2 separate regions of the Mus musculus genome follow, and region 2 is linked to region 1. The links are chromatin loops, found by intact Hi-C in ENCODE. Cell type or tissue: left cerebral cortex. All regions are shown on one strand. Links, peaks and the distances in the headings refer to the core of each region. The heading gives the core; the rest is flanking DNA.

Region 1 (15,360 bases), core at 4,642-12,641:
GATTAAGGAACTCCACATAAAACCAGAGACACTGAAACTTATAGAGGAGAAAGTAGGGAAAAGCCTTGAAGATATGGGTACAGGGGAAAAATTCCTGAATAGAACAGCAATGGCTTGTGCTGTAAGATCGAGAATCGATAAATGGGACCTCATAAAATTGCAAGGCAAAAGACACCGTCAATAAGACAAAAAGGCCACCAACAGATTGGGAAAGGATATTTACCTATCCAAAATCGGATAGGGGACTAATATTCAATATATATAAAGAACTCAAGAAGGTGGACTCCAGAAAATCAAATAACCCCATTAAAAAATGGGGCTCAGAGCTGAACAAAGAATTCTCACCTGAGGAATACCGAATGGCTGAGAAGCACCTGAAAAAATGTTCAACATCCTTAATCATCAGGGAAATGCAAATCAAAACAACCCTGAGATTCCACTTCACTCCAGTCAGAATGGCTAAGATCAAAAATTCAGGTGACAGCAGATGCTGGCGAGGATGTGGAGAAAGAGGAACACTCCTCCATTGTTGGTGGGATTGCAAGCTTGTACAACCACTCTGGAAATCAGTCTGGTGGTTCCTTAGAAAATTGGACATAGTACTACCGGAGGATCCCGCAATACCTCTCCTGGGCATATATCCAGAAGATGCCCCAACTGGTAAGAAGGACACATGCTCCACTATGTTCATAGCAGCCTTATTTATAATAGCCAGAAGCTGGAAAGAACCCAGATGCCCCTCAACAGAGGAATGGATACAGAAAATGTGGTACATTTACACAATGGAGTACTACTCAGCTATTAAAAAGAATGAATTTATGAAATTCCTAGGCAAATGGATGGTCCTGGAGGGCATCATCCTGAGTGAGGTAACCCAGTCACAAAGGAACTCGCACAATATGTACTCACTGATAAGTGGATATTAGCCCAGAGACTTAGGATACCCAAGATATAAGATACAATTTGCTAAACACATGAAATTCAAGAAGAACGAAGACCAAAGTGTGGACACTTTGCCCCTTCTTAGAAATGGGAAAAAAAACACCCATTGAAGGAGTTACAGAGACAAAATTTGGAGCTGTGACGAAAGGATGGACCATCTAGTGATTGCCTTGTTGATTTTTGTCTTTCCGTCTGCCACAGCAACTGGCAAAAGGCAGCTTCTCCACTACCTTAGTTCCTAAGGGAAGCAAAGACTCCAGTGCCCATGATGGAGCAGATGTGAGTTATGTAAGCCACTCAGACACAGATCTACCCACCCCTAGGTTTACCAGGTTTAGAACAGCCAAAACCATGTCTACTATGACATTTTTTTCCTGACTTTCTGTGTCTGTATTTAAGAATTCCCTTCCATTGAGCCACTGAGCTGTCTTGTCCAAGATCCAGTAACAGTTAATCTAAACATTAGTAATTAACTAAAACCTTTTAAGTTCAACCTGATTATTTCCCCATAACTTCTGAATACATATGTGTGTACTTATGTGTGTGTGTGTGTGTGCACTTGCACACAGGATAAAGCTTTCCTTCTCCCATTCACTGTCTTCTCCTATGTTCCCAGTCACTTTGTGCAACCTCAGGTCAGGGAAGCCAGTGGAGCTCTGCAAGGAAACAGAAACATTCGCTCTAACTCACTACATAGCTCAAAAGCCTAAGTGGGGATGAAAAGCCAAGTCGTCTGACAGGCAAGAAAGATGCCCAGCTGAACAAATAGACCTGACAAGCTGGTTATAATCATGTCTGCCACAGCTCTTCAGCCCCAGGAAATGGAAGAAGACAGATATCCAGGCAGCTCCAGTCTTGGTGAAGCAAGCTACTTAGTGACCAAGGCAATCCTCTCACACATGTGTGCTTGCTAGAAAGGACTTCACTGGGTTGGCTCTTTGCCACACAGCCAAGCCCCAAAGCCAGGTTGAAGGAATAGGTCAAGATACATGTGCAAGAGTGTGGTGTGGTAGGTCTCTGGATTAAACAGGGGAACTCAATATGTTATTAAAAATAAACAAGTCCAGAAACTTCTAATAATGTTCTTAGCACAGAGGTCCTTGTGGGGAAGCAGGTAATTTAGAGATGCTAAAAAGTGAACAGTACATAATTGTCTGTCACTTTACTTATTATTTAAGAACAATACATACCCAAGCTCAGACCGTAACCCTTGCAAACAGAGGACCAATGTTAAGCTTTGTTCTTCCTCGTAGCTTATCAAAGTTTTTCTGTCTTACACGTAGAGCCATGTTGAAGTATAAATGTTATTCTTCCATTACATCACATTTTCACTCATCCTTTCTTTCAACATAAGTGGGGGAGGGAGATAGTTCCAACTGAGAAGTTTCTTGCTGCATATGCACTAAAACCTGAGTTTTATCTAAGTACCCATAAAAGAAAAGTCAAAGTATGGAGATGCATACTTATAAGTCCAGAACTGAGAAACTGGTTAGCAGCCCAGCTGAATTAGCAAGACTCATGCTGAAATATCAGATATTATCTCAAAAAAAAAAAAAAAGACAGAAAAGAAAACAGTTGAACCCCTCTTGAGGAATAAACCCCTTGACTGTTCTCTAACATGCACACATGCACATGCACAGACATGCATGTGCACAGACATGCATGCACATGCACACACATATACACTCACAAATAAACATCATGAATACAACCTTAATAGAATGATTTTAGATGAAGTAAATATGGCATAATCTGTGCCCATAAAGAATCTGCAGATAGTGCAGGAACATAAAATGTTGACCTGTGACCAGTAGCCTCCAAAAAGGGAGAGGAAGCACATTTGCTGGTCGTAACAAAATATCCATTAGGACAGAAAAAGAAAATGTTACAACTTTTTCCATTTACTTTTCTGTCGTATTTTCCAAGTTTGTGTTTTATACCTGTTTTATATCGCACAATAAAGTCCTAAGTGGCACTTGTAAATAATAAATAAAGTGACAGAGCAAGCATATATTTTTGAAGCAATGATCTGAAATATGTGTACTGACAAAATGTATAATCAAAACCCCAGAGGTAGCTATAGATTCTACATTTCCTGGTTAAGTGGACAGCGAGAGAAGAGCAACTGATCCGTCTTCATCCTCCTTCCAATGGAGTTACTTACAAAAGTAGACTCAAGAGAATTAAAGGTGCGGCAATACTGGAATCCAGAAATAATGTCCAATTATCTGTCAGAGCCCAGGAGGAAGTTCTACTAAATGGAAATGACTGGGGCCATGAAGCAGAACAATAATGCTAGAGGGTCTTGAGAAGGCAGGTGATTTCTGAACATCCTCCTTTCACACTCATACCTGAAAGCCAGCTTCTTTGCCAAGATGAAGCTCAGCAGGAGAACTATATTAAGTAGTGGGTAGCCTGATGTATAATGGCTTAAGACAACAATAATCATTTACTATCTCCTCATGGGTCAGAACACAGCAGCAGTGTGTTGTGGATAGAAATCTCTCAGATCCCTGTTGTTAGAAACTGGTACTATGTCATCTGTCAGGATGGATTGGGTTAATTCACAGGCCTGGTCAGCCTGAAAGCAGCATTTTTGTTTCATCTGTGTTCCAACCACCCCTCACCCAGATCAACTTGAATACCCTTACAACATGGCAGCTAACATCTCATGGAGAAAGGGATGTAAGAGGCTGGTCACTTGTACATTGTTATAATGCAAATACCCAATGGCCCACCTTCAAGGAGGAAAGATTTTGCTTCCTGATTCTGCTGGCTCTGGGCCTGTGGTAAGGACAAACCCCATGGCAACAAGAGTGGATGGTGAAAGATCTTCAGAGGGAGATGTCAGCAAGGACCAAGTATAAGAACCTAAGAAGACATGCTTCCAACTAGGCCCAACAGCCTAAAGCTTCATCATCTCCCAGAATCATGCTGCTACTGTTGTAATAGCATCAGGTCCTCCCAAGGACTTTTCATATGGAAACATGGGTCATCAGAATGTATTTTAGACCTACCCCCAGGGAATGGTACACTGCTACCTCCACCATATCCTATAAGTCACACAGCGATACCAGGTTCGATATGAGAATGAACTCCATGGGGCATGCACACCAGTAGGCAGGCTGCTTGGGCCATAGAAACCAATTAACATGAGTCATTTCACAAGTTGGTCTTCTTTCCATGTCTTCCACTTCCACTATGCACACCCTCTCTGTATGACTCTGTCTCCCAGTCTGTCTCTCCCTCACGTCCTCTGAATAACTCCTCCTCTTTCTCTTCGGTAACATGTATGTCTTCCATTGGTTTTTTATATGCTTACCTATTTTATAAGGATGTTATAAAGGTGTGTAAAGGATAAAATATTTTATTAAGTTTCACCTTGTAAGTAATGAAATAACAAATGGAAGACGCACACTTCGGTAGATCTTCTGGGACTGAAGAAGGCAACAAAAATGACAGCCACAACAGAGTCTTAGACAACATAGGGAAGCTAATTTTATTTTAGCCTACATGTATGTAAGTATACTCCATGTATGCCAGATGACCATAAGGGCCAGAAGAGTTGCCTTTATGGTTGCCCTGAAACCTAACTTACAGGTGTTTGTAAGCCATTGTATAAGTTCTAGGAACTGAACCCAAGTCCTCTGTAAGAGCAGCAAGTACTCTGAACTACTCTACTATCTCTCCTGATTTTATTTTTAAAGATTCTCCTTTATAGTCCCCTAAAACGTCACAGCCTCCATGGGCAGAGGTCATTGTCTTAAGAGCCAGCATACAAGGGACAAGTTGTGTGGATTTGTAAACCCAAGAGATGCTATCGTCTTTCCAGCTGGCAATAGATGAACTTTCCCTCCTGATGCCTGTCTATTTCAGCTAAGCCACTTCAAAGCAAAGATGACATTTAGAACCCACTCTAGTTTCGCTCCCTGAACCAGGAAGGGATCTTAATTGCAAACAACTTAATTCATCCCGACTCATCTATACCTGAGGGGAGCATATTTAAAATGGTTCAACAGTTCAGAACATATTTGTAAAGAGCAAGGAACTAGCTGAGTCTATCAAGTCCAGACTAATGGGGGTTTTCCAACAGAGGCACCACAACCATCACTACGCAGTAGCTGTAGATAGTAGAACCAAGGGGCCCCACCACATTTAGTATAAGAATCTTCTTGGATACAGGGAAATATCTCAGTGGAGAAAGATGCTTGCTGTGCATGGCTGGTGACCTGAGTCCCATCTCCAACAGAAGTATGGAAGGAAATAACTGAATCCTGAAAGTTGTCCTCTGACTTTCCACAAGTATGACTTGGCACATGCACACACGAGTATCGTACACAGTAATAAATAATGATAATGAATATAAATTAAACAATGTGTATGTTAAAAGAATCTAAAAGATCTTAGGATCTCCTGATCCTAAGCTTGCTTATTGCAAGCCTCTAGCAGGTCCAACTGACTGAAGGGACTCTGGTTCTCTGCCCCTACCCTAGCAGAAAGCAAGCCTGCGAATGCAAATTCCCTGAGTTGAGAAAGCAGGAGTCATGATGTGAAAAAGAATTAAGATATACCACAGCCACTGCGAGGATAGTGAACAGCTGCAAATGACATGTGTCAACTGCGGAGACAAAATGAGCATACAGGATATAAATTAGTGAGAAGGAGAAGGCATGGTACTCTCTGCCATCAGGCACCTACTCACACAGTGAGGAAATTACCACGACAGATACTGGTCTTGCTAGCATTGTCACTGACTGTCACTGGAAGTGTATGCATATGCCTACTATTGTAAAAGACATTCTCATCCGTCATCGCGTTTGGGCCTCGTGAAATCCTGTAAAACTAACTGGCTCAGAATTGGGAGCCGTGGAGAGAGCAAAGATGAGAGGGTACCAAGAGGGTCACCAAGAAAGAGCAGCACTAAGTAGCTAGGATACAAAAGAGGTAGGTAGCCCCCCACAGCATCCATATTTGCAAATTTACAGAGGCATCTCTGTGGTTTAGCCTGCATCCTTACAGAATGTACATGAACCTGCCTTGATAGGTAGCCATCTTTTTGTAATTTCTTTCACATAGACTACAGGAACACAAATGCTTTTTAGCTATCGAAACACCTTTAGGGCTGGGGAGATAACCTAATCAGTAAAGTGCTTGGCTTGAAGGCTGGAAAACTTGCATTCAACCACTTGTGATCCCAGTACTGAGAAGATAGGACACAGATCCTGGGGATGGCTGGACAGCCGGCCAAGCCCACCTGGAGAGTTCCAGGTTTGTAAGAGACCCTGGATAAAACACAGAAAAACTGGATGACAGCTGAGGAACCTGACCCAAGGTTGTTCTGTGGCTGCAAAACACACACACACACACACAAACTATGTGTGTTGATTTACTTTCCCTTTCTTTCTCATCAAAGCACACATGATTACTGAGCAAATCTCTAGTTAACCACAACCACAGAAGAGTTATTGGGTACTGTGGCCTTTGTCATTTTCTGGCCACCCAGACTCAAGCTTTCCTTCCTAATTCAGTGATCTCTAAACTGTACTACAGAAGCCCAAGGAGAGCAAATGATCCCACCCACACCCACTAGCTGGTTAGTCACACCCCGGGAGATTTGTCAGTCTTTTAAAAGGTAACATAAGATTGATTAGTAGTAACTTTCCTTACTCTCTCTTCCCTCCACAAGGCTGATATCATCAAAGTAAGAATGACTACTATAGGGGGCTGGCAAGATGGTTCAGCAGGTAATAGCACTGAAGGTCCTGAGTTCAAATCCCAGCAACCACATGATGGCTCACAACCACCCATAATGAGATCTGACGCCCTCTTCTGGTGTGTCAGATTTACTTATAATCAAAAATAAATCTTTGGGCCAGAGCAAGCAGAGACTGCTGACCGGAGCGACTGGGGCAGACTGGAGTGAGCAGAGGTTCTAAAAATTTCAATTCCCAACAACCACATGAAGGCTCACAACCAGCTGTACAGCTACAATGTACTCACATAAATACATAAATAAATAAATAAACAAATAAATAAATAAATCTTTGAAAAAATAATGACTACAATATTGTCATGACTTAGAGGGACATTATAATCAACAGACCATCAGCCATGATTTTATAATTTCCTGTCATAGGTCATCATGGAGGTACCAGAAGTCTCTGCGGAGAGACCAAGTTATTATCACATACTTCCATACTGTTCCTCTAACCTATGCACCCCTTCTTCCTCCTCTCCCTCCCTTTCCTCTCTCTCCTTCCTTCCTGCCCCACTTTTTTTTCCCATCCCCCCCCTGCTCCTCCTCCTCATCTTCTTCTTCTTCCTCCTCCTCCAGATTTTATGCCAAGTTGCAGGAAGAACAGGGAGAGTGGTCCTTTCCCCAGAGATAAGGCTCACCCGGACTGTTTCACCCAGACTGTCTGAGTGCCCATGAATCTGGACATCCACATTTGTCTTTCCCCCATGTGACCTTACAGCAAGCGTCTTCCCCAACAAAACCACTTAGAATGCTGGTTCCCCTATTGGCTGGATATGTTCTAGAGGGTAGAGAGAAGCTGCCTTCTGCTGTGAATGCACTGAGGCGCTCACTAGGCTCCCGTGGTAGTGTCAGATGCATTGTCACACAGACGGCCCTGATTAGACTGGAGGACTCATAAAACACAAAGACACAAAAGGAAAAAATGGACTTGTAGGGAGGATGTGTGTGCAAAACATGCAGGGGGATCAGAGAAGGTTGAGCGACTGTAATCAGAGCACAGTATGGTGTACAAGTATGAAAGTGTCAAAGAACAAATTAAATGAAAGTTGTTTTAAAAGAACATGAGGTTCCTTTGTGCCTTCTAAGTCTCTGGATTCTCAGGTTAGCCACTGATCAAATGTGACTTATTTGAATCTTTAAGTCAGACTCTGGATTCTAGTGAACTTGTGTTTCAACAAGAGTGTAGCTTATATGCTCCGTGCCACAATCGGTCTCTGTCCTAGATCACAGAGACTCAAAGACGAAGGCAGTTATCCGTTCTTTATAGGACTTTGTATCTGGAACGGGGTCCAACCTGTTTTAACATCCATCATTATCTTTACAGATACCTAGGAATCAAGCTACAAACTCTGGACATCACCAGTGTCCAGGCATGTGAATAAGAACATGAAGAATCAGAGAGGTAGGGAGGTCTCCAAAATTCTCATCACAATTTCCTCAATCAAAACTGCAGCTCAACTTGCAGAATCCCAGGCCAAAGCTTGTTCCACTCCATCACCCACCTGGCTGGGGCATAAGCAGTGTCGACATCATCTGTTTTCATTGATTTTTGCCAACTGGTTGGATGCTGAGATGCTGGCAGAATGACAAGTGCATGCCCAGTTAAGCCCAGCCGGGGTCACCTGCACAGCAACACAGTGGCTAAGAGAGAAAGCAGTCTTCTAGAGCCACCAGGAGCCACTGGAGGACAGGCTTGGAGCGCCAGGTCCAAAAAGAAATGAGAACAGCGGCAAGCGTGGGAGCATGCCCGTCTGCCTCTCCAGCGTGCCAGCCCCAGGAGCATATGGCCTGTAATTAGCCACCCAGGAACTGGTTATTGAGCCACAAATGGAGAATTACAGCTTCAGGTGGGAAACAGCAGCAGGAAACTGAGCCCTGGAAGACAGGGAAAACCCTATTTTCACATGAATGCCTTCAATAATCAGAGGCAGAAAGAGCCAGTGTTAGGGGTGGCAACGAGAAGGCTGCTCTGTGAAGTATAGGTCTGGAAAGTCTGTGAGGTCCCAGTCTTCCTGGTATCCCTCATAGCCCTTGGGAGTTGCAATAATACGCTGAAAGACCCCAACCTTTGCAACACAACAGAGTTCTGACCCCAGTGACTCCTGCTTTTCATGGCTGGGAATCCACTTGCCATATGTGAATTGATCCAAGTCCTCCAAAGGGAAGTCATTTGGCCTCTTTCTCCACAGGGCTCCATTCCCCCTCTACTCTATGTTAAGAGGACAGTTCAGAGTGGCTGCCCACATCTCACTCCAGAGGCCACCACTTCTTGTTCGTGTCCTGTCCCCTTAGACTGTCCCTTTGCTTGCCCAACTTTGTAAATTGGGACCAGTACTATAGGGAAAATGTAACTAACTCTTTGAAAGCACTAAAAACAATGTCTGAGAAGGCCATATGTGCAGATTGGGGTTAGTGTTCTCTCTCTTATTTTTAGATTTTCAATTGACATGCAAAAATTCTATATATGTATATATACATGTGTGTGTGTGTATATATATATATATATATATATATATTACCATGTGATAGTTCACATTACATAATAATGATAAAACGAGGGCAAATCTATCCATTCCTGTAATTGTGTCATTACTTTTCTGAGATGAAAATTTTCAGTGACCTTCCTTCTAGTCTTTGAAACCTCCAGTATATTGGCAGGATCTACAGTCACTGTGCGGTACAGTAGTGTAACAGATTTATTTGGCCTAGCTAACTGCTACTCAGTACCCATGAGCTAACCTTCCCCCATGCCTTCCACCCGCCTTCCCTCCTCAGCCTCTGGCAACCACTGTCTTACTCTCATCCTTCATGAGATCAGCTGTTTCGGAGTTCAAGGGTGAATGAGATCACAGGCTGTGTGACCTATCTCATCTAACACAGTGTCTTCTGTACCATTCATTTTGTTAGAATAAACAAAATCTTACTGTTCCGTGGCTGCATAGTAGTCCACTGTGTGTGTATGTTTTCCTCATTCATACAGCTGCTGAGAGATAAGCAGGTTGGAATAGGTTGTTTCTCTCCCTTTCTTCTTCCCGCTGTCCTCCCCCCCCCTTCCAATTTTCCTTTCTCCTTTTCTTTGGGGGCTTTAACTGGTTATGTTAGGTCTTACTGTTCTAAAACCTGCTGTATAGCCCAGGCTCAAATTTGCAGTCCCCTGTCTCAGCTTCCCAAGTATTAGAATTGTATACATGCAGCATCATACCGTGCTCACCTACTTTTTGGCTACTGTCAATGACTGCAATGAGCACAAGAGTGTAGATGTCTCAAAATGCAGGTTCTGTTCCCTGTGGGCATATATAGATATAGACATAGGCGTAGGCATAGACATAGATATAGATATTGCCAGGTGATGTGGAAGTCTAATTTTTAATGTTTTAGGACCTGCCACACCATTTGGCACAGTGGCTGTGGGGCTTCTATTATATTTCCCACTTTTCAGATCCCTCTAGCAGGGTAGCATTCAGAGCATGATACGTGGAGTTGACCACCAGGTTCCTTCCAGTTTTCCTCTCCCTTCACTCACATGTCCAAAGGCTCTGCTGTACATTCGATAACTCCACACTGAGGCCACGTTCCTCTCACCTCCACGCATCTATAATGAATCCCTCACTCAAGACTCAGATCTAACCATAGTGCTTCAGGCAGAACCACTGCTAGATGCAAGTGTCCGATCGTTCCTCTCAACTCTCATGATGAAGTGCCTCCACACTTAGCACTCTCCATCCAACAACTTATGCTCATGATCAGCACTACCACCTACTCCCCACATTGCATTAAACAGCAGAGACCCAGTAAACGGTTATGGAGTAGGAAATAAGATGGATAAAGAAGCAATGTTTACTCCACACAGTCTCCAGCTTCCCCTGAGAAGGTCTCATAACCCTCCACAGCCATTCTATGTGAGCATGACATCCCCCTATTCTCTTGCCAGTGGCTGTAGACATTACCCTAAGTGTTATGTCCTGGGAGACCAACATCAAAGGAAAGTGAGAACTCTGACAGGCCTTGACTGGCCAGAGAGGAAATGAAGGGTATAAAAAGAAATGTTGAGTAAAGACCCCAGCATCAACACAAATGAAGATGGCACATGGCATCCACATACTGGACAGTGAAACCTTTGACGACATCAGTGCATCAAAACTCAGGAGTCCCATCCTCCTCCCTCCCTTCCCACCATCCTCGTCAAACTTTTGCAAGGAATAATAACAAGGTTCACATCCCCCATAGGCACAGGTCAAAGACCAGGCTGGCAGGTATCTCCTCCACAACTTCTTCTCCAGGAGCTTTTCCCTCCTTCAAACCCAAGCCCCTTTCCCTTCTCACAATGGGTCTTGTAAATCTCTTCTTTTAAAAAATAATTGATCTCTTGGGCTGGAGAGATGGCTCAGCAGTTAAGAGCACTGACTGCTCTTCCAGAGGTCCTGAGTTCAATTCGCAGCAACCACATGGTGGTTCACAACCATCTCTAATGGGTATCTGATGCCATCTTCTGTGTCTGAAGATAGTGACAGTGTACCCACATATATGAAATAAATATGGCCAAAGCGAATGGGGCCAGAGTGAGCAGGGCCCAAGCAAGTGAGCAGGACCAGAAAAAAAAATTGATCTCTTTCCTAAGGGTTCCCAAATAAGAGAAAATTGTGTGTGGCTCATCATTCTTACAGAGCAAAAACAAAAGAAACATCGCACACCAATGTACCTATTAAACTGACTGAGAACAGAATCTGACACAGATATCCATGCCCTAAAGGGTCCATGGTCTACTTCTGCTGCTTCAGAACTGGGGGCATTGCGGGGGGTGGGGGGATAAATTCAGAGTACCCACCAGAGTACTTGCCACCATGGCTATGTGCAATGTCTTCTGGCACTGGATTCATCTCCAGTTTCCCCTTTTTCTTTCTAGGGACAGAATGTGATATCTGCTCCCTAACCCTGCCATACCACCACCCCCAGTATACCCATTCATGGCTCATTTACTCCAGTCTGGTATCCCACCAGCCCCAATGGGCTTTACCCCTAGTTCCTCATAATGAATCATGTGCAAGAGCCAGCCCTATTTTCCCCCTGCCTGTCTTTATCTGATCCACTGTACACTTGCCCAGACATCTGTTTCTACATAATCCACCTGCTGGTGCTTCTACAACTGACATACCTGGACACTCTATGCAGCCTCTCTGGGGAATGCCCCGACACTAGGAACCCACCATGTACCACCGGAAGGTAAAGATGGTGTTGTCCAAGGCCTGCCAGCTCTCCCAAGACTCACAAGCATTGCACACCTGCCTCCTGTCCAAGGCCGTCTGCCTTCTGCCTCCTTTAGTGAAACACTTCACCGCAGAGGGCAGCAGGCTTTATCTAAAAGATGTCTTAGGTTTTGCAGGGCACAGCGATTTACTATGAAGATTCTCAGTATTAATGCTGTGGTGCAAAAGCCCCACAGACAACAAAGAAGCCACAGAGATGCCTGTGTGTTTTATTCATGAGCAGTAACATATTAATTCTGCATACATTTTATATGCTACAATATTTTTTAATTTTTCTTTCAATCATGTAAAATATAAAGACATTCTCTCTCTCTCTCTCTCTCTCTCTCTCTCTCTCTCTCTCTCTCTCTCTCTCTCTCTCTCTCTCTCAAGAATTCCTAAGCCTTACAGAAAGAGGGTGAAGTCACATGGTTAAAAAATTAGGTACTAGATTTGTGGGGTAGATAATCAATTCCATTCTTGATTCTACATCTTCCTGACCCTCAAACATGGGACAAGTTACTTAAGACTTATGAGTTTGTTTTCTTATAAAAATAAAAGCCAAACTTAAAATATATTAGTGAGCCTTAACTGAGGTACAATATCTACAAGTACCTCAAATGACCAAGTCAACAGTAGAACAGCCATGACTCATCATGACAGAAAAACTGGAAACTTGAAAAACATAAGCTCACCAGAGAGATCCTGATTCTGAAATCAGAAAGGTCTCAGGTTCTAACCTCAGACCGAGCCACTTAGGGCTGAGTGACCTTAATAGAATTAAATGAACCTTCTGAGTTTTAAAGTCTTCATTTATAAAACCAGCATTACCATGCCACCATAGCAGGTTCAGCATATGCACACACACACACACACACACACACACACACACACACACCACCCCCAAATGCTTGGTGTTTTATATACACAAACACGTGCGCACTGATGCACACTCAAATAGCAGGCACTATGTATCCCAATACTAGCTGATCTTTTTCTACTACTCCCAATTTCGTTTTGCAGAGAAGGATCCAAGTTCTTTATGAGAAATGCATTGCGTCACTGTCTCCACAACACTTCTGATGGGTCCCTGTGCTCCATCCACACAGCACGTTCCCTCCTCCCACAGGGAAGCTCACTGCTGAAAACTAGGCCAGCCCTTTGAACCAGCTTCTTTCTCCCCACAGGGAAACCGCAGCAGGCAGCAAGCGGGGATGCTTTGTCTGATCCTTGGAGCTGCTCTTCCGGGTGTGAGACTGACAGGCGCTGTCACAGGAGAGAGGCCACATCCTGACACAACCCAGTGGCTGCAAAGTGTCAGGCTCCATCAGTTTTATGGGTCAGATTTGATCCCTGTTTACAGTCTGAGAGATTCTGATCTGACAGACACAGGTTGCATATGGACTGCAATAGTATACAAGGCAGTCTGAGAACAGGACAGGTTCTTCTTGTTGAGGAGGTCTCTGAACATGTCAATGAAATCTCTACGAACCTGAAGATCCAAGACGTGTTCATGGAGAAAGTAGGCTGCTAGAAATGTCTTTGGATTGTCTGGGTAACCAGACTCTGCATCAGGAGGCCAGGAAGAGCAAAAGTCACAGTACCTAGAATGCAGAGAGAGCTGTGACTGGCAAAGACAGAAAGCTATGATTAGTCACCATGTCTGGTAAAGGATGACAGAACCCAAAGTCAAGGCAAAGCCCAAGAGGTGAAGGCCTCTCCTTCCCTATGTACCCAGCACCACCCTGAACAGAACACTACACCAGGTCCGGCAGCTACAACAAATGACAGTTCAAGCCTTTAGGGAACTTGCTGTGTGAGCTGAGTTTGTCTTCATCTATAGACACTGGCCATTAGATGAGAGACAATTCATTTAGGGAAATTGGCTCGCACATTCCAGAGGCGGGGACTCCATCCTTGCATCATCTGCAGACTGGAGGAATCTAGTAGCAAATCCAAAACCTCAGAACTAGATTAGTCAAAAATCTGCCTCTCCATCTGAGATCAAGGATCTGAAGATCCTGGGAGTCACTGCACGAGCTCCTGGAGTTCCAAGCTTGCTGGGTCAGGAGTTGAACCTGTGAGTAAAAGAACACCCCAGAGGGGAGAGAGGGGCAGTGTCTTAGTCAGGGTTCTTATTCCTGCACAAACATCATGACCAAGAAGCAAGTTGGGGAGGAAAGGGTTTATTCAGCTTACATTTCCACATTGCTGTTGATCACCAAAGGAAGTCAGGACTGGAACTCAAGCAGGTCAGAAAGCAGGAGCTGGTGCAGAGGTCATGGAAGGATGTTACTGGCTTGCTTCCCATGGGTTGCTCAGTCTGCTTTCTTATAGAAATCAAGACTACCAACCAGCCCAGAGATGGTACCACTCACAAGGGGCCCTCCCCGCTTCATCACTAATTGAAAAAAAAAAATGCCTTACAGCAGCTAGATCTCATGGAGGCATTTCCTCAACTGAAGCTCCTTTCTCTGTGATAACTACAGCCTGTGTCAAGCTGACACAGAAAACCAGCCAGTACAGGCAGGGAGTAGCAAGAAAGCAAGCAATCTGCCTTCCCTTTGATTTTATTCTCTCTGGAACCCTCCACAATTGGATGGTTCCCAGTCATTTCAAGGTTGATCTCTGCACATGTTGTGGATACACCCAGAAATCATCTGCACCAATTTGTCCATACTCCTAAATCCAGCCAAGTTGACACATCAAATGAACCAACACAGAGGTGTTCACACAACCATGACACACATTCTCAAACCCACGTTACTGTGTTCATGGGCACACAGACCACCTGTCCTGAGTCCCTTGCAATATAAGATACATGGCTCAGTTCCTCATGATGGAGATATAGCCAAACCTGACCCAAAAGATGTCTGCTATGATGCTATTGGCTTACATACTTAATCCCCTCAAAAGAGTAAGGTTTTAAAGCCTCAGTCACTTGCCGACAGCACTCCTGATAGGCCCCTTTGCTAGTTGGGCCTGATGAGAAGTTATGTTATGAAGGAGAGTTATTCCTGAAGAATGATTGGCCCTCTTCTTCCTCTCTCCTTTTGCTTCCTGGCTGTCAGGAAGTGAGCACCCTCCTACATCACATGCTGCTACCATGATGTCTTGTCTCATCATGCACCCAAAGACAATGGAGCCAACTGACAATGGAAAGAAACACCCAAACTAGGAAACAGATTGTTTCCTCTTTTAACCATATTATTTCAGCTATTTAGTTAGAGTAGCAGAAACCTGTATATGTGGCCTGTTGCTCTACTTGATGAGCAAATGTTCTTTCACTGTGAGATGCTGGACCCAAAGTAGGGTCGAGCTCTGCAGAAGGGACAGAGGGAATCAGAGTTCCTGAACAAACACCATGAAAACTTACATGCTTTCTAGGAACATCTGCAAAAGAGCTGAGTGAGGAAA
Region 2 (15,360 bases), core at 2,902-10,901, 200 kb before region 1:
AACGCCTAAGCTCAGAAAATGACCCTCTAGCATCTTGCTGGGCGGGCCAGAATAAATATGCAGTGCTTTGTAGCTGCCATGGTTTAGGATTTGAGAGCCGCTTCCAGTACTCCTCCCGAATGCTATGTGGTTGAAACATAATCTTCAAAGTTTGTTGCTATGGGGCATTAATTTAAAGTATGTTTCAGATCCCTTCTCGGCCTTTTGGCTAAGATCAAGTGTCAAGTATGTTTCAGGAGCCTCTCCTCCTCCTCCTCCTCCTCCTCCTCCTCCTCCTCCTCCTCCTCCTCCTCCTCCTCCTCCTCCTCCTCCTCTCAACTGCTGCTATGTTCACAGTGTCCCTAGGAGCTGTGGCTCCTGCTCTGTACAATTTTCTCAACTTCACTGATACAGATTCCAACAAATTCAGGCTTCCACCACAATCCCAGATAGATAGATTATGTTTTATGTTCCGGAAGTTTTGTTCTTATTTTTGTTGGGGGGGGGTGGGGGACAGGGTTACCTGAGGGGTTTTAGCACCTCAACATTAAGGAAGAAAATTAAACACTTTGCCAAGATTAAATCATATTATGAAACTCCTGCCCCCAACTCTCCTAGAGGACAGTGCACTACTTCAGTGGTGACGTCACCCCTATAACTTAAAGCACTAATAATAGATGTTTTTTTTTTTTACCTTAGAATTTTCTATGTGTTAGCTGTGTACAGTAGTTGTTCATGTAAACCTGCCTCCACCCTACTCCTGAAGACCCTGTAGGGGTGATTGATAACTAGCGTGTCATTGTCAAAGTCTTGAACAACCATTTCTAGTCCTGCATTCACAGTATCTGTTTCTTGGATTCCATTGCCCCGTAGGTCTTCTCAGCCCTCTCTGCCTGCTAGATTTTCATGGATCTTATAAGTTTTAGCTTAACCATCACCTCCTGGTAGTCAGACTATCCTTGCTCTTACCTCATGGACCTATTATTCTGTAATAAGAAGTAATGTTTAATACTCTTCAAGTATTGTAACTGTGGTTTATTGTTATTTTATTTTGCATATCTTTGATTTATTTGAACATCCTGCCATATATTCAAATTTTCAGGATGTTTTTCTCTTTTTTGTTTTTCTTTCTTTCTTCTTCTTCTTCTTCTTCTTCTTCTTCTTCTTCTTCTTCTTCTTCTTCTTCTTCTTCTTCTCCTTCTCCTTCTCCTCCTCCTCCTCCTCCTCCTCCTCCTCCTCCTCCTCCTCCTCCTCCTCCTTCTTCTTCTTCTTCTTCTTCATTTTATTTTTCTTTAACAGAGTCACACTATATAGCTCAGGCAGTCTCAAACTTGAGACACCTTGCATTGCTTCCCCCATGCTGGGATTTCAGGTAAGTGTCAAGGCACCTACTAGAGGTGCAATTTTGTTGAATTGTTTAACTATATTCTCTTCACATTATTCCAAGTAATGATACCTGACCTCTTCTTGTTTATATTCAAACATTACTCACTCAAAAGAAAGTTTCTGCTCATTATACAATTAACGACACATATTCTGCTGTGTTGTGTTTTTTATCAGTTGTAAAAATTGAAACAGGAACTCTTTTATATGATGTCATTGGATCATGATGGGGCTTCACAGTCTTTTTTCAGGGATTTTTATGGAACTCATTGTCTATCTCCAAATCTTAACACACTCTACTGTATTTTTAAAATTTCTCAACAGCAGGAAACACCGCCAACTACTTCTTCAGAGTTTCTGTTACTGTTTTACTGGATTTCCTTCTATATCCTGGCTACACTTTCAGTCTCCTTTGCCAGTTTCTTCTCCCACTCTTGAATGTTAAGATTCCTGGACCTCAACTTCAGTTAACTTCCTCTCCTTCCCTGAACTTTCTCACCCAGTGTCTTAACAACTCCTGGAGTTTCAAGTATGATTTATCACGGATGCGTTCTATCAGTTGTCTTTCTAGAAACCACCTTTCCGTGCAACTCTAGACTCATGAATACTATGATCCACTTCATAGCTCCTTGTAGATGTCCAGTAGTCATTGCCGAAATTATCAAAGCCAAAAGGAGCTCATTCTCTTCTTCTGTTGCCTGATTGATCCCCTCAGGCTATGATAAAGAGAGTCCAGTGGCACATTATGGATTGCCTTGCATGATGAGAGATTATATTAGGTACCAAAGTACTCCCTTCCTAGTCTTCTGCATCTCAGTGAGACCACAGCCTTCTCCAGCAATTGTCAGTTTAGATACTGGCTTTCTCCTCTTCTGCACTTCTGTATCCAGCCCATTGGAAGGTCCTTCTAACCTCTAACCTCTATTGTAAGGACCTTCCAAGCTATTGACTTGTGTCCGTTTCCATTGACACACCTCGCATCCAAGGCCTAGCTTGTCACAGACTAGGAAGGTCACCTTCTATGCTTTCTCCCTGCTTCTGCTCTTATCTTCTTGAAATCAGTCCAGAAACAACAAGCAGTCTGATTAAATAAAAATTAAAGCATGTCACTCCTCTTCCCAAGCTCCTACAGTGATGGATAACAGGCTTCTTCTTTGTCCAAACCCCGGGCTGCTCTGTGCTTCCACACTGAGTACATCTTGACTTTGCCCCACTACTCTGACCTTGTACTGACAACTCTAGTTTCACCCAGTAAAAAAAAAGTCTCCTTTAAAAAAAATAAAAACCTTAATGTATTTAATGTATTTAAGTTGACATATTAATAATAACTTCAAGTATATTTTCTAAAATTGTCCTGAAGTTCAAAATAGAGTTTCTCAAGCTCACTGACAATCAAAAAAAGTTACAGTTGACCATTGGGAAACCAAACCAATTGGCTTAAACTGGTACCAAACCATCTCAACGTGGAAGTTAGGAGTTTTCACATGATGCCTCAGCTGTCTCTCATTTTGTTACTTTTTAGGTAAATTGTTAAAGGCATCATCCACAGCTTCCCATACAGAATTAACTGAAGTTAATCTGACATTTGCTCTAGATCTTCCCTTCAATCAGAGACAGACTATTACAGCTGAAGCTCCAGTCTTGGGGTCCTTTCCCTTGTATCCCTTTTACTTCCTCGACGTAAGACTCTCAACTTTTCATATGTGAAGGTATTGCTTCTTCCATATATTGTTATCTAAACACTTGACCTTTTTATTAGTAAACACTGTAACAAGCAGCTGAGAAAGAATCCTCTTACACTTAGATTTCAATCTCAGAGCAATTTTCAATCCACTGTCTGCCTGTCTTGGTGTTTGTTCTGTTGCTGTGATAATAAACTCTAACAAAAGTAATTGAGGGAAGAAGTGGTTTATTCTAGCTCTCATGACCATGTTAAAGTCTAAATTCGTTACTTTTCCACTGCTGTGATAAAACACTCTGACCTGAAGCAACTTAAAGAAGGAATGGTTTGTTTGGGCCATGATTCCCCAGGGGATCAAGTCCATCATAGAAAGGATAGCATGGAATGGGGGCAAGATCTGGAAGCTGACTGATGACACTTTTTTTTTTAATCTGTACATAGGAAGCAGAGAGAGAGGAAACAGAAACCGGAGCAAAGCTATATAATCCTCCAAACCCACCTCCAGTGACATACTTTCTCCAGCAAGCCGGTATCTCTTAAAGTTTCTATGAGCTCTCCAAACAACAACAACAACGAGGGACAAATGTTCAAATATATGAGCCTAGCTGAGGCATTTTTCATTCAATCTACTACACCATTCATCACTAGGAAAATACTGGCAATCAGGAGCCTGGCATAGATGGCTATAATGCATCCATACAGAGTCAAGAAGCAGATAGAAATAGTTAATGCACGCATGCCTATACTCAGCTAAATTTCTCTGTTCTTATCCAGTTCAATATCCCCTGCTTAGGGAGTGGTGCCACTCACATGAGCTGGTATTCCCAGCTCAATATAATATAACCATGATAATATATATAGATAATATATAGATAGATAATATCAAGATTAATATAATCAAGATACACCCCCATATGATAACATGACCTAGACAGTCCCTTATGGAGACACTCTTTCCAGGTGATTTGAGATTTTGTCAAGTTGCCAATTAAAACGAGCGACCACCTTCCCCAATTATTGGCTCTATCCTACATGACGCACAGAAACATAAATCACTAATCCTGCTTTCCTCTATTGTAGAAATTTAAATGTTATCTGTCTTACTATTTTTTAACAAGTGTCAGAATAAATTTTACACTTCATATTATGCTTTTTATAAATACCTGAATTTATTAGCCCAAATTACACTCACCTTGTTCTCCCTTTCTCCCATAAGTGCAACCACACTGTTCATCCTCTGGGTTGCTTTCATTCCTTGGATTCTTCTAACCTTTTTACCTTTGTGTGTTTGTGCCTTTGTGCTAGCTCTTCCCATGGCCGGGACCTTCTCTCTTATGGCTTTCACTGGATTGATGGTCTCCTTCCTCCTGTTGGTTAGGGATCACCTTAAGTTACATGGATGAAAAGTTGTTCTCTGATCTCCACCCCTTCTTCTGCTATTCTAGCTTACCCTTTCTAGCCTGGTGATGAGATACCATGACTTCATTGATAAACAAAAGGCTTATTGTGTTTCCCAGTTTCAGGATGTGAGTCTATGGCCTTCATGATGGGGGGAGCATGGCAGCCGGCAGGAACAACACTGGAACTGAGAGTTTATATCTTTATCTGCAAGTAGGAGGCAAAGACATAAATAAGAATGGGGTGGGCTTTCAAAACCCTAAATCCTATTCCCAATGACACATCTCCAAGAAGGTCACATGAACAAATCCTTCCCAAACAGTTTTACCAACTGGGGACCAAGCAATCAAATATATGGGCTAATAGGGGATGACATTCACAGTCAAGTCATTACACATTCCATTACTGTATTGTGTACACCCAAATCAGGACCACCTAAGCCTCTATATCAAATCCTACTTGGCTTGGTTTTGTAAACAAAGTTTTATGATAATTCAGTCACTCCTATTTACTCTACAGTTGCCTTCCTGATCTATCTGTGAGATGAGCCATAGTATCAGAGACCTTGAAGTCTCCAAAATCAAAAATATTTCTTCTCTGGCCCTTCACGGAAGCACAGCATCTGTATCACTAGACATTGTTCTGGCCCCCTTTTGCTAGGAATTAAGCTCCATAGAAACAGAAGCTGTCTCTTATTCTCTTAGTTCATCTGTGCTGCTCTAACCAACTACTATAGACTACAGGAAATATGTGGAAGAGATCTTTATTCCTCACAGTTCTGAAGACTAGAAGTACAAAGTCAAGTCCCTGACATTTGCTGAGAATTGCCCAAAATATACAAGATAGCCTCCTCCAGGGGGAGTGAACCAGTATCCTCCTTGACAGGAGGCAGAATAAAAGACTCCTGTTAAAGTTTTTTATAAAGAAACAGCATTAGTATATTCATGAAGGCAGATCCATAGAATGTTCCACCCTCCAATACTATTATTACATTAAGGACTGTTTCTAATACATGAATTGGGGCAGGTGAGACCATAGAACTCTGTTGATGTTTGTTTATTTATTTATCTGGTTGGTTGGTTTTGAGGGTTTTGCTTTTGCTTTTGGTTTTATTTTTTGAGACAGGGTTTCCTCTGTGTAGCTGTGGATGTCCTGGAATTCTCTCTCTGTAGACCAGGCCGGCCTCAAACTCAGAGTCTCATCTGTCTCTGTCTCCTGAGTGCTGGGATTAAAGACATGCACCACTACCACTTGGCTCCTATAAGATCATTCCTAAAAGAGCCTGGTACAACAGATATGCCCCTTCAAATATTCATACCAGGAGAATATAAAGTACTTTGAGGAAACCCTCTTTTAGACCTTTGATTATGTTTCACTGTGGGGAAGTCACAGCAGCCGGACATTGACATAGTTGATCATATTGCATACATACATACTCAAGAAGCAGAAAGTAATTAATGCATTCATGCATATCTGCACTCAACTTACTCTCTCACCCTCATACAAAATGTCTAAGGAATGGGGCCATCCATAATAAGCAAGACTTCCCATCTCAATTGACATAAAAAGACAATTCCTCATAGACATGCCCAAAGACTAGGATAATCTGGATTGTAGACAAAGTGACTATAGTCCATTGCAACTCCCAGACAGGAGTCTTTATCACTCCTTGACATGTGCCTCTGTCGTGTGACTGCAGCTCCTCCCACAAAAGACAGCAAAGCCTCTTCACCAACCCTTTACTTGATTTAGCTACAAGACAACCTCTGACAAATAGATAAAATATAAGCAAGTATGTGCCTGCTTCTTGTCTAAGGTCACGAGTTTCCATCATAACCACACAGGGCACATCAGAGAAGCCCTCTGTTTCTGGATAATAAAAGACTCCTGGAGCAGAACCAACCACATCAGCCAATCCCAGTGCATTCAGCTGACTCATGGCTAACACATAGATGAGGGAGCTAAATAAATGTTTCTTGTTGAATGCCACTGAGTTTTAAGTTGGTATATTATGGCTCAGTTGTAGCAGTTGGATACATGAGGTGTTGAACTTGGACAGCTGACACACATCTGTCTAAGAATAAACTCCATCCTCTCATAAATGGAGATGATAGTAATTACTGCTCTCAATGCTGCATCACAGCAGGTGTGAAAGCCACTTTGGAGAATGATGGCACACCAAGCATACACACACACACACACACACACACACACACACACACACACGCACACGTGAGCTGCAGCTTGTTATTCATTAGAGGATGCCACCAGTGCTTCTGTGGGAGAGAGTGAAATTGATTCTCATCAGAGAATGGGCTGGGGGGCTGGGCAGGCCCATCCATCAGTGGCTGAGACAGTTAATGAATTTGTGGCTTTGCCCTAAGCCACAGCCTGTCTGAGGTCACTCATTCCATAGAAAGTGAGTGAGATAGGTCTCAGGAACTAGCCCAGGACAATTCACAGCGAGAAATAGTGAAATGAACAGCATGGATTGGGAATAAAGACCACAGCATGGCAAGGCAGGGGCTTTTCAGAGACACTGACTTGCTTGCCATTGCATCACTTAGCTGAACTAAGTAAGAGGTGAATGAGAGAGGCTTCAGCATTTGATAAATTAATCAGCGAGGGCTGCGGCAAACTGCCCACTTAAATTGATAATTAGACGTTCTGAAAAGGCAAGGAGAAGGCTTTCATACGTGTTGACTCTGCAGCTTTTTACTCTCTCTTTTTTTTTAATCCTAGGAGTATTTTCTTTATTTGATAAAAGAAGACTGTTCAGATGTCAGAAAGTGGAGAAGATAACATCTTCACGGGGGAATCAGAGGCAGTTGTTGCCAGCTGGGGCACTGGATAGAAATATAAGACAGGAGTGTTTGTTCCAGAGATCCAAAGATCAACAAACTAACACGCATGTGTGCCACAGTCCCAGAGCATTGGGAGACTTTAGCCCAGAATATCATCTGAAAGGATAATTTCCAATTAGCCATCTTGACCAATTGAGATTTGGACCTTTGGAAGGCAGCTGATGGCTAGAGAGGGCTGCTTGACAGCAAGGCTTTTATTAGAATTTGTGATTCCATGGCAGACTTTCCTGTCCTCTCACCCTCCTGCCAGTGCTGCTCTGAAGAGCTTTCCGGTACCTTTTGTAGTTCCCTGAGGAACCTTAATGGAATAGTTAATATTATCAACTTAATAGGATTTAGAATTGCCTAAAAGACAAACCGATGGGTGTGTCTATGAAAGAGTTTCTAGATTAGGTTAGCTGGGATAAGAAGACAAATCCTAACTACAGGAAGTGAGCTATTCTATACGCTGGGTTCTAGACTAATAAATTTATTTTTATTTTTTTATTTTTTTATTTTTAGAAAGGAGAAGGTAGCTGGGTCATGGTACTGCACACCTTTAATCCCAGCACTCAGAAGGTAGAGGCAGACAAATGTCACAGTTCAAGACTAGCCTGGTCTACAGAATGAGTTCCAGGTTAGCCAGGGCTATACAGAGAAACCCTGTCTTGAAAAAAACAAAAATTCAAAACCAAAACAAAGAAAAAAAGAGAGAGAAGGTAGACTAAGTACTAGCACTCCTCTGTGGAGGTGGACTAAGTACCAGCATTCCTCTGTTTCTGCTTCCTGACTGAGGGTACAATGTGACAGATGCCTCCCACTCCTGCCTCTGTAACTTCTACTCCATGGAGGACTCTATTCCCTTAAACTGTAAGGCAAAATAAACCCCACTTCTTGTCAGGCATTTTGGTCACAACAGTAAGAAAGGCAAGTAATATAGTTCTAGGCCCTCCACAAAGAAAAGGCAGTTTTCCTTTTACATGTAAGGGGGTTAAAAAGAGAAAGCCATGGCCTACTAGGCAAACTGCAGCCTGGAAATCTTTGCTGGTCCCTTGGTCCTATCTAGAGCCAGACTGAAGCCACCACTTAGCATGGCCCCTGGCAGTGTTACAGGACAGCCCGAGTCAAGGAGAAGTGCAGCTTTCCTGCTTTCAACTGAGCTCCCAGGCCAGCCATTAAATATGGCAGGCTTAGCATTTCTCACTTCAAACAAGGCTGGAAGGTCCCCCGAGTCTCTGCCCACCCCCTCCTGCCCCCCTTCACTCTCTCTGTTCAGCTGCTGAATGAGACAAGGTCAGCAATTTCTAGCCTTTTGACAGAGCCTTATTTACCTGGCAGAAAATTTAAATGGAATTAGGAGAAGCAGGGGGGCAGCAATGTCATGCAGACAGGTGGAGAGGGCTTGCTTAGTTTTGGCTCATGATTCAGAAGAGACTGCACATCATGATGGTTAGGGAATGGCAGGCAGCTAGAGTATCTTGGATATCCTGCAAACGTGGTAAATCTCTCCAGCCAGAGCAGGAAGCAGAGAGCTTGGGGAGGAGGAACCAGAAAGCACTTTCAAGCCCTATCCTCAGTGACCTAAGTCTTCTAGCTAGATGCTATCTCTGAAAGGTTTCACAGCTTCTCATATCAGCACCACCATCTGGGGACCAAGCAAAGCACATGAGTCTGTAAAGCAAGTGGGCCATTTTAAACTCAAACCATAATGGACAGGAAAATGCCAAAAACATCCTTATAAACACTGGGAACTGTTTTTAGTGTTTATTTTTAACAACAAAATGGGAGAAAACCCTGGCTGGAGAGAAGGCTTAATAGGTAAAGTGTTTGTCATGTAAAATGGAGGACCTGTGTTCAGTCCCCAGCAACCATGTAAAAAGAAACAGTTGATTCCTACCTACTGTCATAGGACTGTAATTCCAGTGCCATGGGAAAAAGGCAGATCTCTGAAGATTCCTAAAGCCCATTGGTCAGGAATATAACTGAATCTGCAAACACCAAGGTCAGTAAGATACCCTGTCTAGAGAGCAAGCTGGAGAAAAATTGGAAATAATAACTCAACATTGACTTTTGGCCCCCGTGTTCATAGACCAACACAGAGATACACCATATCACACCATAACATTCCACAACCACACCACATACACAAAAGGAGAGACTTCCAGAGCAATACAATGTGTTATGTAGTATAATGACAAAATTTATTTTAAAGTATAAAATTGAGGAATACATTTAATCCAGTGGCCTGGTGATGAAGTTTTTAAAGTTCATTAAGGAAGTCTGCTTTTGTTAATGTTATCAAGCTATCTTCGAAAATATTCATAAGCAACCTGTGGAGAAGCCTAATTGGAGGTTTTTCATGAAAATGAAGCCTAAACTAGAAGTTCCCATCTGGGACCTTGGGTTTGCCCCTCACCCTGGCCTTCCAACTCAAAGAAAGCCTCCTTCATCACACACACACACACACACACACACACACACACACACACACACACACACACCACTCCGTCTGTGGCTTATGCTTTACCCAGCTCCATGCCTGTCTTAGGAGCCCATCGTTGCTTTAATATTAAACACAGCAAGCCCAGATACAAGTTGTTCCCCTTTCACAAAATCAAATTAAACTTTCATGAAGGCTCATGAGTTCCTCTGTGTGGTTTTCCCTTCAGCTTCCCCACAAGCCAATAAAGTCTCAATTAGATTAACCCCTTCCTCGCTCTGGGTGGGCATACTCATCTGAGAGGTGGGGGATGCCAGTAAACATGGCCCCTGTCAGCTCTCAGCAAACAACTAGCTGGAGGAAATATTTGCAAATCTAGTGTTCATTGCCTCCTCTGGGAGCATCTTCCTTAACAATCTCCCTGGTGCTAAGAGCCCTAACTCCTTTCAATTGCCTTCCTCTGACCAAACCGACCTCCTTTCTCACAGAACTGTCTTTGGGGAACAAATTAGGTTGTTAGAGATTCTAAACATATGCTCTAAATTCTCCCCTCAGTTTCTAACATGCAGCCACTTTTCCCCCTGTGAAATATGAGTGATGTCTTCATTACCTGTAAAACATCTCACTTCCCACCCCCTTTTTGGCTTGGCCTTGACAGTCCTAGTAACAGAAAACAAATGAAAGAGAAAGCCCACCAAGTTTATGTTCTCAAAACCACAAAAACCACTGCAATACAGTTACTCAGAAAGTACAGAGTGTGCCTGTGTGCCAGAGCTGGACAAATAATTAAAATTTAAAATTGACTCCCACAGCAGGAAAGCCCAGGTGAGTAGACAGACAGACAACTAACTGGGTAGTTCTAGGAGGCTGTTTTTGCAAGGAGGGGCAACTCATTGGAGATATTACCCGATAACGGGTCTATGAGCTATTTGGATTAATGGGAGGCATCATAGAACATCCAGAGAGCCAAGAGATTAGTGAGAGACCAATTACAGTTACAATGTGCCGATCTATCTGTTCTCTACAACTCTTCCTGGAGATGGTAGGCCTCCACAGTTTCCTGCTCTGAACAAAAGGGTGTAGTTTACAGTTAGGAATGGGCATGGCTATACGTACAGTAGCTAAAGAAACTATCCTCTCTACAGTTACAAAGAATTCTCTGAAAAAACACAAAAACCTCATTTAAACAAGTTAGATGTTCTGAAATGTGAAGGAAACAGGATCAACAGGAAGATTATGCTCAATGTAGAAGCAGAGTAACTGAAAAAGGAAGTTTCTGGTAGGATCTGGGTAGAAGCATTATGCTCCTGCTGCTTATGAATGGTACCAATTTGTTGGTAAGAAGAAGCTATACCAAATGTGTGTATTTATATTTACATTTATATATGTGTATGTACATATCTATGTATGTATGCATATTTGGAGGACTCCATAGAATGAACTACAACTTTTTGAACAAATTCATTCCTGCCATTACAGCATCAAAGACAAAACATCTATGCAGGTATTTGATAGGATATCTGCAAGAGGATTCTACTTGAAAATAAAACCCAGGCAAAAATCAAATGCATATCAAGAACCATGTAATGGCTCATAACTTTGAGAAAACCATTTATAGGTGCACAGTTTTGAAAAATAATTCAAGGTGGATTCTCCATATTCTTTCTCCACTGTCCAACAACAGATCATGCTTTCCTATATGTGTATTCTATCAAGCACTCTACAAAAGTTATATTTACAAAAGATAACATCCTATTTTGCTTTTCGGTTGCTGTGATAAACAATGAGAGAGAGAGAGAGAGAGAGAGAGAGAGAGAGTGTGTGTGTGTGTGTGTGTGTGTGTGTGTGTGTGTGTGTGTTTGTATGATGAGGGGAGATACTTGTGTCAAGGTATGGATGTGGATGTCTAAGCACAACCCTATGGAGTCACTTCCCTCTTTCCACCTTTATGTGTTTCAAAAATTGAACTCAGATGTCTAGACTTATGTGAGAAGGGGCTTTGCCTCCTGAGCCATCTCACTAACCTTTCACCACATTCCTTCATAGAAATTAAAACCACATATGTATATATAGAGAAACACATATAACATGAATACAAAAGGAAAACTAGGGGAGAGTCAAATTGGGGGATGAAAAGAGAGAAGCACAGCTCTAGCACCATATGTGCCGCCCACCACCAGGCCCCCAGTGCATGTGGCAAGGTTCCCAGCCATCAGCCACCCAGTTCAAAAGCTAGGCACAGCCCCTTCAGAGCTGCACTTCTCAGCCCAAACTGAGGCCCACATGCTTCACTGCACAGTACAGTCAGGACCACCATATTCACCCAGAGTGGCCTGTTGCATGTCCATAAGTTGACTGAGCTATAGTGTGGAGAGGCAGGAGACTTGGCAACATCCAGGGAATGTTTCTGATATGAGGGCTCACCCCTGAGATGTAGCCCTTCCTCTGATACTCAGCTCCAATCCATGATCTTCTGGCTCCACCCCTGGATGGTAGCACTGCTCCTGCCTACAACTATAGGTCTTCCCTGGCATAGGCCTGAAAGAAACCTACTACTGCTTCAACACCTAGACCACGTGAGGTCCAGCCAGAGCTCACAGGACACAGGAACCACAGAACAATCCTTCTGATTTCCATCTATGCACCAGAGCTCACCCTGTGCCACAGCTCTCCACACCCAAATCCTACCCTGAAGAAAGCTGGTTTTTCCAGGAGTGCTGAAACACCTAAGATCACAGGCTCAGAGGCTCAGAGCCTCACATGAGGGACAAGTTACAGTCAGAGACCACAAGACCAGCTAACACCATAGATAACCAGATGGCAAGAAGCAAGGGCAAGAACATAAACAACAGAAACCAAGGATACTTGGCATCATCAGAATGCAGTTCTCCTACCACAGCAAGCCTTGGATACCCCAACACACTGGAAAAGCAAGATTGAGATTTAAAATCACATCTCATGATGATTATAGAGGACTTTAAAAAGGACATAAATAACTCCATTAAAGAAATACAAGAGATCCCTTCCAGTCAGCATCAGCTCCGAGTCACCTTGGGCGCTGTACTGGCTAGTTTTGTGTCAACTTGACACAGCTGGAGTTATGAAAGAGAAAGGAGCTTTAGTTGAGGAAATGCCTCCACGAGATCCAACTGTAAGGCATTTTCTCAATTAGTGATCAAGGGGGAAAGGCCCCTTGTGGGTGGGACCATCTCTGGGCTGGTAGTTTTGGCTTTATAAGAGAGCAGGCTGAGCAAGCCAGGGGAAGCAAGCCAGTAAAGAACATCCCTCCATGGCCTCTGCATCAGCTCCTGCTTCCTGACCTGCTTGAGTTCCAGTCCTGACTTCCTTGGTGATGAACAGCAGTATGGAAGTATAAGCTGAATAAAACCTTTCCTCCCCAACTTGATTCTTGGTCAAGGTGTTTGTTCAAGAATAGAAACCCTGACTAAGACAGCATGGAGTCGGCGGACACCCCAAAGGTCCCCTAGAGAACTCTCCACGAGATCTTAGGACCTCTGGTGAGTGGAACACAACTTCTGTTCCAATCCAATTGTGTGGGACCTGAGACAGCATTAGGGAAGAAGAAAACCCGACCTGACTAGGGTCAAAACTCCCTAGTGATAGCACCAGGTCACCTGGGCGCAGAGTCATCAAACACCCCCAAGGTCCCTAGAGGACAGCTTCTGAGGCAGATCCCGTTTCCAGGTCCAGACAAATGGGCACCTTCCCTGACAGAAAAGAGTGTCCGCTCCACCTGGGAGGGTTTTGCCGGAGCACCTGGGGGAGACATCTTAGTTCCCGGATCCCGCGGAGACTAGTCTGCGCAGCTGAGAGTGTGGACAAGCCGAAGCTACACAGCATCTGGAACAGGACCTGTTTCAGGTCTTCATCTTTTGCAAGGAGGCAGGTCCCAATGCCAGATATCTGGGTACCTTCCCTGTAAGAGGAGAGCTTGCCTGCAGAGAGTGCTCTAACTACTGAAACTCAGAGGAGAGAGCTAGTCTCCCAAGTCTGCTGATAGAGGCTACCAGAATCATGAGAGGAACAAGCTCTAAACAGAGACAACTATAACTAACTCCAGAGATTACCACATGGTGAAAAGCAAATGTAAGAATCTTACTAACAGAAACCAAAACCACTCACCATCATCAGAACACAGCACTCCCACCTCGCCCAATCCTGGGCACCCCAAAACACCCAAAAAGCTAGACCCAGATGTAAAAGCATAACTCATGATGATGGTAGAGGACATCAAGAAGGACTTTAATAACTCACTTAGAGAAATACAGGAGAACGCTGCTAAAGAGTTACACGTCCTTAAAGAAAAACAGGAAAACACATCCAAACAGGTGATGGAAATGAACAAAACCATACTAGACCTAAAAAGGGAAGTAGACACAATAAAGAAAACCCAAAGTGAGGCAATGTTGGAGATAGAAAGCCTAGGAAAGAAATCTGGAAACATAGATGTGAGCATCAGCAACAGAATACAAGAGATGGAAGAGAGAATCTCAGGCGCAGAAGATTCCATAGAGGCCATCGGCACAACAATCAAAGAAAATAAAAAAATGCAAAAAAATCCTAACTCAAAACATCCAGGAAATCCAGGACACAATGAGAAGACCAAATCTATGGATAAAAGGAGTAGATGAGAAAGAAAAATTTCAACTTAAAAGGCCAGTAAATATCTTCAACAAAATTATAGAAGAAAATGTCCCAAACCTAAAGAAAGAGATGCCCATGAACATACAAGAAGCTTACAGAACTCCAAATAGACTGGACCAGAAAAGAAATTCCCCCCAACTCATAATAATCAGAACAACAAATGCACTAAATAAAGATAGAATATTAAAAGCAGAGATACGGGGCTCAAGTCCCTTCCGGCCGGCCCACTGCAGCACCGTGGTCCCTGGCGCGGGGGAGTCTGTGGACACCAACAAGGACCCACACAGGATCTGTCACGGGATCCTAAGACCTCTGGTGAGTGGAACACAACGTCTGCCAGGAGCCAGGTTCAAACACCAGATATCTGGGCACCATCCCTGCAAGAGGGGAGCTTGCATGCACAGAGTACTCTGACCACTGAAACTAAGGATAGAGCTAGTCTCCCAGGTCTGCTGATAGAGGAGGCTAACATAATCACCTGAGGAATAAGCTCTAACCAGAGACAACTATAACAACTAGCTCCAGAGAATACAAGATGGCAAAAGGCAAACGTAAAATCCTACTAACAGAAATCAAGACGGCTCACCATCATCAGAACACAGCACTCCCACGCCACCTAGTCCTGGGAACCCCAACACAACTGAAAAGCTAGACCCGGAATTAAAAGCATATCTCATGATGATGGTAGAGGACATCAAGAAGGACTTTAATAACTCACTTAGAGAAATACAGGAAAACACTGCTAAAGAGTTACAAGTCCTTAAAGAAAAACAGGAAAACACAACCAAAAAGGTAGAAGTCCTTATAGAAAAACAGGAAAACACATCCAAACAGGTGATGAAAATGAACAAAACCATATTAGACCTAAAAAGGGAAGGAGACACAATAAAGAAAACCCAAAGTGAGGCAATGATGGACATAAAAACCCTAGGAAAGAAATCTGGAACCATAGACGTGAGCATCAGCAACAG

What was found. Peaks named below come from ENCODE experiments on the same cell type or tissue, not always from the same donor. Only the 100,000 strongest peaks of a DNase experiment are listed, where the experiment ranks them.
Region 2: a loop joins it to region 1, with 2.3 times the contacts of the local background. A loop is called at or near these places in 4 of 42 quality-filtered maps.

What each region holds. Positions count from the first base shown.
Region 1 is chr15:68,438,536-68,453,895 of GRCm38, reverse strand. No RefSeq gene overlaps it. Among named protein-coding and RNA genes, the nearest start is that of Mir30d, 100 kb to the right of the region's middle. In left cerebral cortex, for the core only: a CTCF peak has its summit at 8,376; DNase peaks (open chromatin) are centred at 8,440 and 10,400; H3K27ac peaks cover 1,335 bases.
Region 2 is chr15:68,641,625-68,656,984 of GRCm38, reverse strand. No RefSeq gene overlaps it. Among named protein-coding and RNA genes, the nearest start is that of Gm25987, 22 kb to the left of the region's middle. In left cerebral cortex, for the core only: no CTCF peak of the experiment used is centred there; a DNase peak (open chromatin) is centred at 6,361.